Regions from separate parts of the Mus musculus genome. Here region 1 is linked to region 2. Evidence: chromatin loops called from intact Hi-C (ENCODE). Cell type or tissue: heart. All regions are shown on one strand. Links, peaks and the distances in the headings refer to the core of each region. The heading gives the core; the rest is flanking DNA.

What was found. A loop is a pair of places that touch in the nucleus more often than their neighbours do. Peaks named below come from ENCODE experiments on the same cell type or tissue, not always from the same donor. Only the 100,000 strongest peaks of a DNase experiment are listed, where the experiment ranks them.
Region 1: a loop joins it to region 2, with 6 times the contacts of the local background. A loop is called at or near these places in 16 of 42 quality-filtered maps.

The regions. Positions count from the first base shown.
Region 1 is chr2:181,057,434-181,064,890 of GRCm38, reverse strand. No RefSeq gene overlaps it. Among named protein-coding and RNA genes, the nearest start is that of Chrna4, 22 kb to the right of the region's middle. In heart, for the core only: CTCF peaks have their summits at 4,318 and 4,517 (motif pointing right); a DNase peak (open chromatin) is centred at 4,510; H3K27me3 peaks cover 3,249 bases.
Region 2 is chr2:180,921,873-180,929,329 of GRCm38, reverse strand. Birc7 (baculoviral IAP repeat-containing 7 (livin)) reads right to left here and starts at 307. Exons shown (of 7, transcript NM_001163247.1): 1 at 1-307. The coding sequence starts at 183. In heart, for the core only: a CTCF peak has its summit at 3,979; a DNase peak (open chromatin) is centred at 3,969; H3K27ac peaks cover 390 bases.

The DNA.
Region 1 (7,457 bases), core at 1,464-6,463, 140 kb before region 2:
AATTTCTCCAAGGACTATGAGACATTCCCCCGGTTGACAATTGGAGGTCTGAGTCCACAGATCAGGCGGAGAAGAGGAAGCCCTGCTAAGAAAAGAGAGTCCTCCATTTTGTGCCAAGCTCAGGAAAGTTGTCTGAGCCTTAGTAGTAAGGTGCAACATTTTTCAGTTCCAAGCAGTTTAACAATGAGACTAGCCCGAACTCAGGCATCACCACTTTGCTAGTGTAGGGTCACACTGAGCCTTGGAGTGTGCACTGAGTTTACAATTACTCACCCCTAGCCCTGACTAGTTACTGTGGGCTCTCCTGACATCTCTCGGAGTCAAGAAAAGTTGATCGTCTGTGTGTTTTTGGTTCCCCTATGGAGGTTAGAGTGATGGTTTCAGAATTCTCTAGGATGAAACTCTGCCTTGCTTTTGTTTTTGAAAGATGCTTTGTCTGGGTATAAAATTCTAGGTTGACTTTTTCCCTTTTATATGTAAACATGTTGTCTCCAAGTCTTGTTACATTGTTTCTGTTTAGAACTCTGATAGGCTTAGACCTGGTGGTGACACAGGCCTTTAATCCCTGCAATCTTCAGGGAGGCAGAGGCAGGCAGATTTGAGGCCAGCTTGGTCTACATAGTGAGTTCCAGGACAGCCAGAGCTACATAGTGAGGCCATACTTCAGAAAAACAAAACAAAACAATACAAAAGCAAAACATACTGCAGTCCAGAAAAGAGTGGGCCACAAAGAGGAAAAAATAAACAGAATCTCACAGGCAAAGCATTGTTGGAGAATATGAGGTCTGTGGGGCCTGACAGACAGCATAGCATATGCAAAACAATATATAAAAGCACTAATAATACCAACAATCTAACCAAGGACATGTAGGACTTACACAGCACAAAACACTGCTGGAAGAAACTGAAGCCTGACAAATGGAAAGATGCATACATTCTCCAAGATGACAATATTATTAGAAAAATAAAGAATCTGCTGCTCCTTTTGGAATTTAAAAAATTTTTATTTTCTATGTGTGGTCATTTTGATTGCATGTGTGTTCATGTGCTATGTGTATGCAGTACTTGCAAAGACCATAAAAGGGTATTAGATTCCCTGGAACTGGAGTTATTGAGGGTTGTAAGATGGCATGTAGGTTCTGGGAACCAAACCTGGGTCCTCTGTAAAAGCAACTGTGGAGACATCTCTCCAGGCATTCTTTTTTAAATTTTATCCTTATTATTTTAATAATGTGTATGTGTGTGTGTATTTGTATGGATATGTGCATGTGACAGTAGAGGACAGAGTCATTGGATCCCTCTAGAACTGGAGTTACATGTGGTTGTGAGCTGCCTGGCATGGGTACCAAGAATCAAACACTAGCAAATGCTCTTAATGGCTGAGCCTCATCTCCAGCACAAGACCTCATGTTCTTTATTCTTTGTTTTTTTTTGTTTTTGTTTTTTTTTAACCTTGTCTTTCCCAACCTCAGGCTGTTTTATGAACCAATTTCATTGACTTCTGTTAGCTTTTTCTCTTTGCCGTAGACTGTGAGAAGTTGAATTGTGATGTGTCTGTGTAGGCTGAGTCACACACATGCCTTTTGCTGGGAATATATCGAGAGTATTGAAAAATCTAGAAATTGCTGAATTCTAGAATTTTTAAACTTTTCCTTTATGCATATGGGTGCTGCCTTTAATGTTTGTGTGTGTGCCACATGTATTCCCTGCTCATAGATGCCAGAAAAGGGCACAGGATCCCTAGGACTTCAGTTAAAGACAGTTCTGAGGCACACATGGGGGTGCTGGGCATTGAATTCCTCTGGAAGAGAGGGCGATGCTTACAATCACTGAGCCATCTCTCTAGTCTGGTGGGTCATATTTTTTTCAGGTATTCTTTCCTGTCTTCTGAATGGGGACTATAATTATAAGTGTATTGGGTCACTTTACATTGTCTTGTAGATCACTGATGCTTCTTTTATGCCTTTTATATTCTCTCTTTTTTTTTTTTTAAAGATTTATTTATTTATTATATGTAAGTACACTGTAGCTGTCTTCAGACACTTCAGAAGAGGGCGTCAGATCTTGTTACAGATGGTTGTGAGCCACCATGTGGTTGCTGGGATTTGAACTCCGGACCTTTGGAAGAGCAGTCGGGTGCTCTTACCCACTGAGCCATCTCACCAGCCCTTATATTCTCTTTTATGTGTCATTATTAATCGCGTCTTTGCTGTCCATGCTTACTAGTCTTCTCTTTTGCCAAGCCTCTTACTTCATTCTCTAGAAACATCTGGATCTTTTCTCTATTCTCTCCATCTCTATCTAACTTATTCAAAAAGTTAAATATAGCTACAATAACCTATAAATAAGTCTGCCAAATCCAATAGGAAGGCAAGCTTTGGTCAGCTTCAATTGTTTGGTTTTGTTTTGGTTCGTTTACTTTGTTTCTCTCAATGCCTAGAAATCCAGTTTAATGTTATACATTGTGAACTTGATCCACAGTGATTCCTTTGGTAGGAATATTTTTGCATCGCTGTGATTTTGACACTTGCTATCGGGCGATGCTGTGTTACTTGGAATATTTAGAGGTTTGAATCTTGGCTTTAAGTTTCATTCATCAGGAACAGATCAACGTTTATTCTGGTTCCAGCTGTCTTCTGCTGTTAGTGTTCTGCCTGGTGTCTGTTAGAAGGCTTTCTTTCAGTCCTTGTATGAGCCTGTGTACAGCCTCATCCTTGCTTGGTCCTTTCCTCAAATACTGCAGAGCAGATCTCTGTGGGGGAGGCTCTGGCCATCTCACCTCCATTCACCAGCCATATCAGTTTCTGCAGTCTCCCAGTTTGGCTCAACTTATTGGGGGCACCAGAAAGCAATGTGGGAGGAATCAGGGATCTTGTACACTTACTGTGTTTTGGGTGAACTATTCTCTTCTGCTTGGTCTCCGTGCCTCGAAGCTTCCTGCACTGAGTCTGTTCAGGTGAAGAGTGACCTCAGCCATGCTTCACTCGTGGTGAATTCCTTCTGTCATGATGTGCTGCACATTTCTCTACACTTTCTCACACAGGTTTAGCTCTCTGGGGAGCTGGGGGTTGGTGTGACAGATGCCAGGCTCTTCAGTGTTCTTATCTTTGCCAATAGTTAATCCTGTATGGTATTGGTGAAAAACACCTGGGTTTCTCTACCCTTCCTGAGGGCAAGTCCCTCAGGTAGAAGTTGACCCGTTTCTCCAGAGTCAGGTATCTACCTTTCTATACTTGCCAGAGTCTCTTAGAGCTTTGAAAGCTCGTATACCCTGAGGCCCAGGCAACCCTGGCTGCCCTAGGGAGCTGGCTTTCACAGCTGTGCACTGCAGGGATGGTGGGCCCTGACCAGTCCACTAAGAGATAATGGAATCTTATGTGGGGCAGCACAGAAGGTGCTCTCACCCTCAGTCTCTGAGAATCCCAAACACCCAGTTCTATGATCCCAGCAGTAGAAGGTAAAGGTTGATGTATGCGGCCACAGGAAACTTTAGTAATGCTACTGTCTTGATAGTCGGTGGAGACATGTACAGGGCCCTCATCATTCTAATTATGTGTGTAACTCTTGAGAAAGCCACAGCCTCACACACTGGTTTTGAAATTAAACAAGCAACAAAGCAGTAAATGTATTAAGACTTAGGAAACAAAACAGTAAGAAGAAGTGGAGCAGAACTGTTCATGATAACCTGCCCATGCAGGACAGGTATTGAGCCCAAGTGGCCAAGAGAGAGCGTCACACAATCTCCTGGGTTTGTGATGAGCACCTCAACCAAACTCTCTGGGGCTGAGCCTAAAGGGGCCGTGTGGCAATTTAGGATGCGAAATTAAATGTTATATTCTTCAGGCAGCAAGAAGAAATCTGGTAAAATATTTTCTGCCTTAACAATTCAGCTGAGAGGACAATTTCAGCAGGTCAGATGGGCCCATGGCTGACAGGACAGTGACATGGAACCTGAGTGCAGTCAAGGTAGGAAGAGCCTAGCAGAGTCTACCATGGGTTCTTCCTGTAACCAGTGGGCTCTGAGTAGATTTGGTGTGGGGAGGAGTCTGGTGGAAGAGGAGTCTTTGGTTATAAGACTCACACCAGGAGGCAACTGGGTTCTTCCCTAAGGGAAGGAAGATACTAAATCAAGGATGGAAGAGACCTATCTATAGGAGGGTTCAGGCCTAGTGACAGCAGGATGCAACCTGGGGTCCTACTGGCATTGGATATAAGAGCACGTTTGCCTTCAGAGGAGACTAGAAACTGAGGGATGGTCAAGTCCACTGGCAGCCTGACCAGCACATCCCCTGAGCAAGAGGACACAGATAGGAATCTTCCTAGGGACGTCTCTTCTGATCCTCGCTGCATATTATCTTCCCTTCCAAGGGACTGGCCAGGTGTTATTACATCTAGGGTGAAGATGAGAGAAGAGAACGGTGGCCAAGGTAGAACGGTGAGGTTAGAATTGATAACCAAGACAACAGTATGGTTCCAGCATCATCACCACCCGTTTACGGGTCTTCCAAAGGCATCCAGCAGGTGGCACTGCAGTCACACCTACTTGTTTGGTTCTGGTGAACTCGAAGCATGGTTAGTCTTGTGCCTGATTCAGTCATGGTCTCTGCCAGGGCACCTTTGTAGAGGACAGGCCAGTGTTAGCATCCATCTCACAACATGAGTCTGTGGCCTTCTCAAACTGACATTGACCAGATTTAACAGTGTATCCTTTGAAGAAACTGTTTACCCAAAAGTCTCTGCCACAGTTACCCCTCAGGAAAGGCTGTGCATCCCATATGTAGCCTCCAGGTCAGATGAAGCAAGCACCACTGAACTCAGGGTCCTTTTGCCCCAGGCTTTACTATGACTGGAATGTCAATATAATATAGGAGTTGTAACAGGAGTGGGGATTTGAGATTGGTATAAGATATCACCTGGGTCTCAGGCCAAGAAGGCTTCTAAGCTTCACCTTCTCTGGCTAACAGGTTTGTCAGGAGAGGGTAAGGAAAAGTACTTGGACTTGGGGTTAGAGCTTTACATTGAGCTGGCCACCAGCTCTCAGTCACCAGTCCCCTTGCAAGTTCAGTTCACTTTGGGTGAGGTATAGCAGGGCTGCCCATTTGGGGAATGAAGAGAGCTGCCCCGAGGACAGGCAAGTGTTACCTACTGGAGTCTATAGGTCTAGCAGGGTGCCCTGGGGGCAACATCTTGGGCCCTGAATGCCTGGAGATCTGTCCCATGAGGTAGCCACTCTGGTCATGTTTTGACTCCCTCTACTCAAGGCCCTCTCATCACCACTCCAATCCATATCACCCCAGGGCCTATTGCCATGTAGGATCAGAGACCTGGGGACAAGTTGTGGGAAATGTACAAAAGGCCTTACAACTAACTGAGGCATGGTTGCTGGCTGGCCTTTTGACTGTAGCTAGACCAAGCAGGTGCTTTCTCCTGCATCAGAAAACTATAGTAGATCCAGTCTCTGTGAGCATCAGCTGTGAACAGACCATTGTGAGGGTGCAGAGAATGCCTGAGTGTCTTAGCTAGGGTTTCTATCCTACACAAAACATCTGACCAAGAAGCAAATTGGGGAGGAAAGGGTTTATTCATCTTATACTTCCACATTGCTATTCATTACTAAAGGAAGTCAAGACTGAAACTCAAGCAGGTCAGGAAGCAGGAGCTGATGCAGAGGCCATGGAAGGATGTTACTTACTTCCTTGCTTCCCCTGGCTTGCTCAGCTTGCTTTCTTATAGAATCCAAGACTACCAGCCCAGGGATGGCACCACCCACAATGGGCCCTCCCACCCTTGATCACTAATTGAGAAAATGCCTTACAGCTGGATCTCACGGAGGCATTTCCTCAAAAGAGTCTCCTTTCTCTGTGGATAGCTCCAGCTCCCGTCAAGTTGACACACAAAACCTATCAGTAGGGTCTGGCCCCAAGCCCAGGTGGTAGATAGGGGCAAGGGCCCAGTGCATGGTGGGAGTGAGGTGTTTAAAAGCTGAATAGCTGTGGTTTATGTCTGTGCCTAATGGACATCCCTGTCCAGGGGATAGCAGGTGTTTGAGAAACTCTTTGTCCTAGCCCTCTTACCTTGCACACTATGAGTGCTCATGGTGAAGGTGTGGCAGAGCCTGTGACACATCAGCAGTCTCTATGACTCTTTGCTAAGAGTCATCTGGCAGGGCTGGATCGGGAGTGGTAGGTAGATACAAAAGTGAGAAATGAGTAGAGTCCTTGGGCAGTCTCGAGGACACAGAAACACAGATGGCCCATGTTTTATTCCCTAGAGGGTAAGCTCCAGTAATTTATTTGAGCTGAGAAATTTGCATCAGAAATAATGGTTTTACTACCAGAAATTGAAGTGTGGAGTCTGGTGTATGTGAACTGATACATGTTATTCACATGCCCTGGAGGAAGGGACAGCCAGATGCCCACAAAGGAGCCTCTTCCTGTTGCTGCTTGCGGGATGTGTGACATGATTTAAGCCACAGGGCTAGACCTCAGCTGGGTCTGTAATAGCCTGAGTCTGACAGCTGACCCTTTGTCAACATTCACTCACCCGGTGCTAACTCAGGATGCCCTAGATATCGACAAAGTAGATACTAGAAAGCCTGGTTGCCTTGCTATAAAGATGGGAACACCCACCAGAGGGTAAAACCAGCTGTGCAGAGAGGTTAGCAGCACTGGGAAAGTTGGTACTGCTGCCTAGAGTAGGTAGACTCTCCACCTACCTGTCCCCAGCCTCCCCAGGCTCAGGCCAGTGGGGAGGCAGTGAGAGTTCCTGGCCCGATAGCTCCATGGACAGGCTTGGGTGGACGGAATGAAATACCCATAACCTCTGTATCCACGAGGGTGAGGGAGAAGATCGAGTGCTCCAGCCCAACCTGGGCTGCTCGGTGTCCGAAAAGGGATTGTCTGAGCTGTTCTGCTAAGAGAGCTCCACTTGTCAGAGAATTCCCTGCTAAAGCTACCTACCAGTAGTTGGGCCTTCACTGAGACACCGGACTTGACTTGTCACATGTGTCCTCCCTCATTCCTTTTATCAGAATGAAAGCTCTCTCTCTCTCTCCCTCTCTCCCTCTCCCCCTCTTTATATATAAAATTTGTCTGACCATTTACATGTTAAATGGTGTTAATCTTGCTTTAGGGTGTGTTTAAGAGAATGACACGGATGATTGTACACGACAGAGGTCAGGCTTGCCCACGTTGTTGGTTCCAGGTCACAGTGCCCCCCCCCCCCCGAACTGTCATGAAGAATTCAAGTCATGGTGTTACCTTCAAAGAACTCACTGTCTGAAGAAATGTGTCTGGGAACACGTGCAGGTTACTATGGAAACACATGGGCTACTTGTTGTGGGGGATGGGCCCCGGAGGGTCTGGAGAAGAGGTGTTGAAAGATAAATGAGTCTTCCAAGCAGAGCGGGGCAAGGTGGAGGTGGGGTAGAGGACATGTCCTGGACAAGTAGGAAGCTC
Region 2 (7,457 bases), core at 1,163-6,162:
CCCATCTAGGCAGTCCTGGCCCAGGACATGGTTACACGGACAGTGGGGTTTATCCTGTTCCTGTGTGCGGCCACTGCCATCTTCCCTGTGGCTTAGTTCTGGGCCACGGACCGAGTCCCTGGCCCTACTCTCAGGCCCCATGGAAAAGACAGCAGCTCTGAATAAGTCTGCAGGTGAGAACATCACCAGCCCAGGAATGTGCCTGGTGTTGTACCGTTCCAGCTCCTGCCTCTAGTCCTTCCCAGAGGCTGTGGTGTTCCTGCTTCTAACTGCAAGCTGCTAGATGCTCAGAGGCAGTGGCGGTGTCCAGGAATGAGCCACTTTCTGAGAGAGGCCAGGGCAGCCACATGCTCTTTGCAGCGTGTCATGGGGCCTGCTGGCAGGCACATAACAAAGGCAGTACGCCACCAGGCAAAAAGCATCTCTCAATAGGGGGAGGGACCAAGCTTGGGACCCCTCCAATGGCATCCCCTAAGCCTCAGGAAACAGGTCATGAACATGGACAAAATAGAGGAGAGAGATTCCAGACACTTAGGGTCTAGTTCTGGGTGGAGATAGACCCAGACAGGGGCCTGCAGGGTAGGAAGCTAGGCTGTCCAGGACACTATGCAACCCCACCAATCCTTCCTTACCAAGCCTGTGCTGACTGATGTTCAGGGATGACCTCATCACCCGCTCATCTTGTCCCCAGCACTGAGGAGAGGTCCCTGCTTGGCTCAGCCCTGAGTCAGGGTCAGTCCACCCATCTGGTCTCAGGTTGCTCTTTATCTGTCTGGACAGTCTAGAGGCAAATCAAGGGTAGGGTGTGCCCTGGCCTTTGTCTGGAGGAGCTCAAGGTTTGGATGGTATTTGTTCCAGGCCAGACATTTCCATTTGCACTGTCACATGGAATGTTGCCTCCCTAAATGAGCTCTGCCCCAGAACCTGGTCTTCACTAACCAGCCCCAGGTGAGGGATTCGACTGACACACACACAAAAAAACAGGGAACAGAGAGGAGGATCATCACCCCAGAGAAGCCACAGCTATAGGTTGGTAAAACAAGAGTCCTTGGGACCCCTGGAAGAGGCAGAGAAGATCAAGGGGCCAGCTCTGCTGCAGCTCGCACTGTAATTCCCAGGCTTCTGCTCAAACCTTTACCCTTGAGTCGCTCTTCACTGATTGTGAAGCTTTTAATATTGGGAGCTTATATATATATATATATATAATATTTTTATTAATTCTTTGAAAATTTCAGACCTCTGAGTTTGAGTCCAGCCTCCCCAGAACTAGTTCCAGAACACCCAGGACATCCTGTCTCAAAAAAAAAAAAAAAAAAAAAAAAGCAATCCACTCCAACTTCATGTCCTTTTATTTATTTTTTTTTTAATGTATAACCCACTGAGTCTGGTTTGTGGTGTCCATATACTTATGGGTGTGGGGATGTCCACAGGAGCATGGGCAACCTACCAAGGGCCACAACCTTAAAGAAAACTGACCCTCCCTTTTCCAGAAGCTGCCAACTGTCAATAGTCCCTCAGTTAGAGGTTGAGTCTTGGGAGGCATGGTGAGGGGTTGGAGCTTGTGAGACATTGTAAGATAGGCATGGCTGTTCATGCATGCAGTCCTAGCACTCATGGGGATAAAGCAGGAAGATTTTTGTGAGTTCAAGACCAACCTGAGCTAGATAGTAAGTTCTGTGCTAGCCTGTGCTAGAGAGAGCCCCTGTCTCAAAAATAAGAAATAATAGTTTGTAAGGAACAGAGAGAGCCTTCTCAGCTGTAGGGGAGACCATCCTAGGATTCTGCTTCCCGGAGCCTAAGGAGGCACCTGGCTTGGAAGGGAAATCTGGGTCCCAGCCTGTCTATACATCTTACCCTGCTTACATCTCCACAGCAGAGGTCCAGTACACAGAGAGCCCACAGGCAGCTTTTCCAATGTTACTTGGCTTTAGAATGCCCTGAGAGGATTATTCGTCACAGAACCCTTTGCTGCCCTTTGGGATAGGCATCGGGATGTCACCATTTCAGAGATGTGGAAGCTGAGGCAAAGCTAGCAGGTTCACTGAGAGCTGAGGTATGAGAGGTCAGCCTAGGTGATGGTGGCCTCTCCTACTCCTGTTCCATACCAGGTCAAGCTCCATAGGGCTGAAGTCCCAGGAGTATCCACCATCACTAGCTCAGCCGATGTAGCACTGCATGGCACTGCAGGGATTTAGGGCCCTGTCTCATTCCCTGCTGGGCCCACATGCTAAGTATATGCCCATCTGTGGCAATAGAACCTTCTAGGGTATCCCACAGGATGTCACAACCTTTGCCTTTCTCATTGCTTGCAAGTAAAAGAAAAGAATCACAGTTTTAGCATTTGAACCTGGAGTCCTGCCTCTCCAGGCCCCTTGCTGGACTTGGTTCCCCTGGATTGAGGCCAGATGGGCTGATAGAGGGGACAGGGGCAGCTGCACCAAGTTCCTTCTCTGTGTAGACCCAGGTCCCTGGAGATCTGAGCACTGGACTCTGGGCCTGCTGCCTTGGCCTTGGGGTCTGTGAAAAGGGACAGTCTCTCCCAGCTATGACCACAAGCATTCCTGCTGTCCTTGTCTGAAGCAGCTGAGCCAGCCCTTCTCTCTTGTTTGGAGACTTGAAAGCTCTCCTGGAAGACAGGAACATCCTGTACCTGTGAGCACAGAATGGAGACCTCGGGGCTCTCAGCAGTGCACAAGGCCCATGAGACTGTCGAGCAACAACGTGGTGTGTGCCTAAGGGGCTGAGAACAAAGCATCCAAGTGGCTGTTCCAGCTGCATCCATGCTGGGACTTCATAGACACAGCACCCATCTCTACAACGTCTTGCCTGATGCCTGTGTCCCCACCATGAGCTCATACTACAAGCTGAGTCCCTTGCTAAAGCAGTACCTGGGTGGTGGTGACTAGTTGTAGTTGACAAGGCCCTGTAGCTCATAGCACAACCATGATGTTACTTTGGGTCACCCAAGACCCAGTGTGGGAGTATAGGGACTGCTTGTGCTATCCTCTGTGTGGTTGAAGCCTAGGGGGAGGCCTGAGGCTTCCTGGTTGTGCTGGAGGAAGGGATAAAAGGGAGGGAAGGAAGACAGAGAAAGTTCAATGCCACCATCCCCCTCTATAGACCAATGGAATTCTCTTTTCTATATAGTTCTTTAGATTGACTGTCCTACCCTGGGCTCTATAGAGCAGATCCTAAGCAGGATGAAGCTTGAGTGTCAGTGCTGAGTATCATGTTGGCAAGGAGTAAATGTGTCGACATTGAACTTTCTCCTGAAAGCCACTCCCCTGGGCACTTCAAAGGTGGTTCTCAGAGCCTAGAGACCGCGAGGTGTCCAGCCAAGGAAGACTATCCAGGCATCATGGGCTAGCTGAGATGGCAACAGTCTTCTGCACCCAAAGTCCAGAGGAACCCAAATGTCCCACAGGTTGACTCTTCAGACTGTGTACCTCTGGGCCCAGACTCCAGCCAACGAGGAATCCAGGGTAAAGTTAAGTTCAGCTTCAGAAAGGGATGGATCAGGGAGCTCCCAGGCCTCAGGAGGCGCTGCAGGGAAGGAAGTGGTAACTGTAGCCTACAAGGGACAAGCTTGACACTACCTCCTCCAATTGAATTCACTCAAGAGTTGCTGGAGTGGGTGGGAATTAGTGGATAAGCAGGCTCAATGGAACTATCAGGATCATCTATCTGTGAGCCTACTACACAGGAAGGTCCCCAACTTTTCTCAGGGACTTGGACTTTGTATGAGTGAGTGATCCACACTCTGGAATAAGTGTGGCCATTTGAATCTTGAGAAAATGAAATAAAATGAAAAATACAGTCCTTCGATTTGAAATACTCAGTAGCTGCACAAGGTCAAAGGTTAAGCTGTGGGACAGAACAGTCTCACTGACCATGGGATGGAGTTGGGAGTCTCTAGGAGTTAGGAGGTGAGCCCAAGGTCATAATAACTGGCTCACAGCACACCCTACTGGACACGAGGGGAATGACAGCACAGGGTTGGCGACCAGGTCCTGGAGAGTTATGGAATTAGCCACACAAACGTGGACCAAACCCTTCAGAAATGCTGTGAGATAGATGAGTTGCCAGTGTCATCTGGTTCTGAGAATATGAGAAGAACAAATGGTCAAATGCCAGGAAGAAGCAGAGGGACTTCCAGGGCTGTCAAGGCAGGAGGGATATCTGCCCAGCATCTGGGAACCACAAGAACACAAGGGAGTAACCAGGAGACTAGCTAATAGGTGCTGGAGGAATGGGATGTGTATCTGAGCAGACCTTCCCCTGTGGAGCCCTGATTGGGGTAGGACTGAATATCCTACATTGTCATCATGGCGACATAAACACAAGGCTTCAGCAAAAATGAAATGCATTAGCTCACATGACCCAAGACCTTGGCGGACTGTCTCAGGCTTAGCTCAGTGGTGTTTAGATAATGCCATCATTTGCATACCTTTTCCTCCCTGAGATAGCATCACTTCTTTCTTTCTTTTCTTTTTCTTTCTTTCTTTTCAAGACAGGGGTTCTCTGTGTAGCCTTGGCTGTCCTGGAACTCACTTTGTAGACCAGGCTGGCCTCGAACTCAGAAATCCGCCTGCCTCTGCCTCCCAAGTACATCATTTCTTGATAAAGATGGCCATGAATGGCCCCTTTGCAGGCAGCTTGGAGAAGTCAGGAAAAGGCGTCTCGTTTCCTCAAAGGCGGGAGCTTAGGACTGATAAGAACTTCCAGAGCCTGCATCAGCTTGGAGTTTCCAGATTGTTGTGCATCATGGAGGGCCAAATCCACAATAGGAGAGTCTCCTGCAGCCTTCCCATTCCCTGGACAGTTCACTCTCATTCCCTGAGGAGGGCTTTGGTTGCATGTCTGGTCAGGTCCTCATTCTGGGTTAACAGCTTCAGTGGCGCCTGGCGCTCACCCAGCTACCACAAGCCTCTTCATACACTCCTTGTCCTAACCAGGCACCAAGCCCCTCTCCAGGCTTAGCACTGCTCACTCTCTTTCCTGCCTTACCCTGCTGACTCTTGCAAACTCCACCTGGCTCTGGGCATCCCTGATTTGACTCCTATGATGCCAGCTTTGTGTATTTCTAACAGGGCCTCAGAATCTGTGGGGTTCCCAGGACCTGCTCAGACACCTTTCATGTCAGAATGCTGCTGTGGCTGCCTTCTGGACAATCTCTGAAATTGTTTTCTAAGTGCCACCTGCTGAGATAATTGGGTCTGGGAAGGGCTTGGGCACTCAGCCTAGCCTAGCCTCCTTCTACCCCAGGATCAGTTCTTAAAGCAGGAATCTCTTCCACCCCCTTTACCAGCAAGAGCCTACGTGTGGCTGTCCTGGAACTCACTTTGTAGACCAGGCTGGCCTCGAACTCAGAAATCCGCCTGCCTCTGCCTCCCAAGTACATCATTTCTTGATAAAGATGGCCATGAATGGCCCCTTTGCAGGCAGCAAACTCAAAGTGTACTCAAGGTCCGTGTATGGATGTTGCAGGGTGGAGTAGATGATTGACAGCACTATTCTACCTGGGGGAGCATGACATTGAATTTCAAATCAGTTGAGAACTAACCAACCAAGCAATCAACCAACCAAATAAACAAACCAACAAACAATCCTGACAAGTCTAGAGGGAGCTGGTGAGGACAGGAAGAGGAAAACTTTCTTGCCTTGTTCCTAGTTTTTATTTTGCCCTGGCGGACCCAGGCTGAGAGCCAAACTTGGTTGCCACATGGGTTGAATGAATATGCCTCTTAAAGCAGCCTGTATTGTTTCATGACTGGAGGTTAAGGCCTGAGACTTACATGAACCTAGAGTACCACAAATCCTGCTTGCTCTTTCTCAGCCTTGAAGTGGATCACCTAGAGATGTCTGGATCCTGGGCCATCTGGTACTGTCCAGACAGACAAGCACCAACTATGGCAGCAGGAGCTAGCTACACTTCCTGGAAACATAGAGGCAGTCAGTAGGCCATGGCCCCCTCTATGGGCATCAGGTTTCTCATCCAAGTTAGACTGCTGATCTTTGTTGTGCTGTGTAGATGGAAAAGAGACAAGGTTCATGAGTAGGCTGAAGTTCAGACTGGTTGGCTGTGGCCTGGCATTTGCTCTAACTTCTTGGAGGCTTGCTTTCTGATCCTGGACCACAGAGCTGCTTGGCTTTTGAGAGGTGCCTGCAGGATAGATCTGCCAGTGCTGGCCCAGGCAGCTGCACTCGGCCATGGGTGCGAGAGTGACTCTTGCTACAGAGAGCTGACCTTAGGGTTAGTGTCTGTGTTCTGGTTCCTGCCGTTCCTCTGTCCGGAGCACCCTGAGACAGTCAATACCCACTCACCTAGATTCTAGTTAAGAGACACCCTAGAGACCAATCCAAGGACATCCTCTCTTCTTATTTCTCCCTGACCTGGCTGCCTGCCACATCACAGGCCTGATTTATGGCAACTTGGTTAAATTGTCCTTTTTGTATCTGTGTTGAAGGACAGCACCTGGCCTGTGAACATCTATACAGTGAGGCTAAATCATTACGTTTTAGAACCGTATAGCATCCCACTCCAGGAAGCTAGCAGGGTAGAGACCACTGGTACCCCATTCTATATTTCCCAGGCAAGGTGTAGGTACTCAACTAATGATTTGGGATGAGTGACTAATAAAGGCTTAAAGAGGCATTGTAACTCACGGGAGCTACTCAAGGTTGCTGTTGAGGGGCAGAGAAGAGCAGGAGCCCTGAGATCACAAGCTGGTTTCCTGGAAGAAAACTAGACACCCAGAAAGTATGGAAGGGCAGGGTATCCAGAAGGAGGTCTGCTGCAGGGAGGTTGTTCATTCTCAAGAGGGCATTCATAGAGAAGGGGCTGTCTCATTTGAGCATCTGTGTCTGTCAGCATGGATAGGTGTCCTCACGGCTGGCCTTCATAGGGCCAGCTGTTGAGTGAACCAAGCCCAGCACACAGCAAAGGCTTGTTCCAGCCAGGTGTTACTTGAATACAGAGCTTATAGCCTCTGGGCTCCATCCATCAGCTCTTCAACAGAAACTTCAACCCAGCTTCCCTGGAGGACATCTAACATCTACAAAATGGCTGACAGCTGTGCCCTTCAACCCAGTGATCCACCTGCATGTGCCTCGCTCTGGTGTCCTCCTATTGATGATGTGCATCAGAAGCTAGGACATTTACTACAACAAATCCAGGGACCAAACATGCCCCAGAAGGGATGTGTGGATGCATCTGGGGTTTGGTCCCTAGCAATGTTCTTGCAATCACATGATAGGTCACAAATTTGCCTGTTATTCCAGTTCCAGGCTATCAGACACCTTTTCTGACCCTTCACATTCACCAAGTGCACCTATAGTGCACATATATACATGCAAGCAAAACACTCATACAAATAACATTTATTTTAAAGGGGCTGGAGAGATGGCTCAGGGTCAAGGTATAAGAGCATTTACTGCTCTTTTAGAGAATCTAGGTT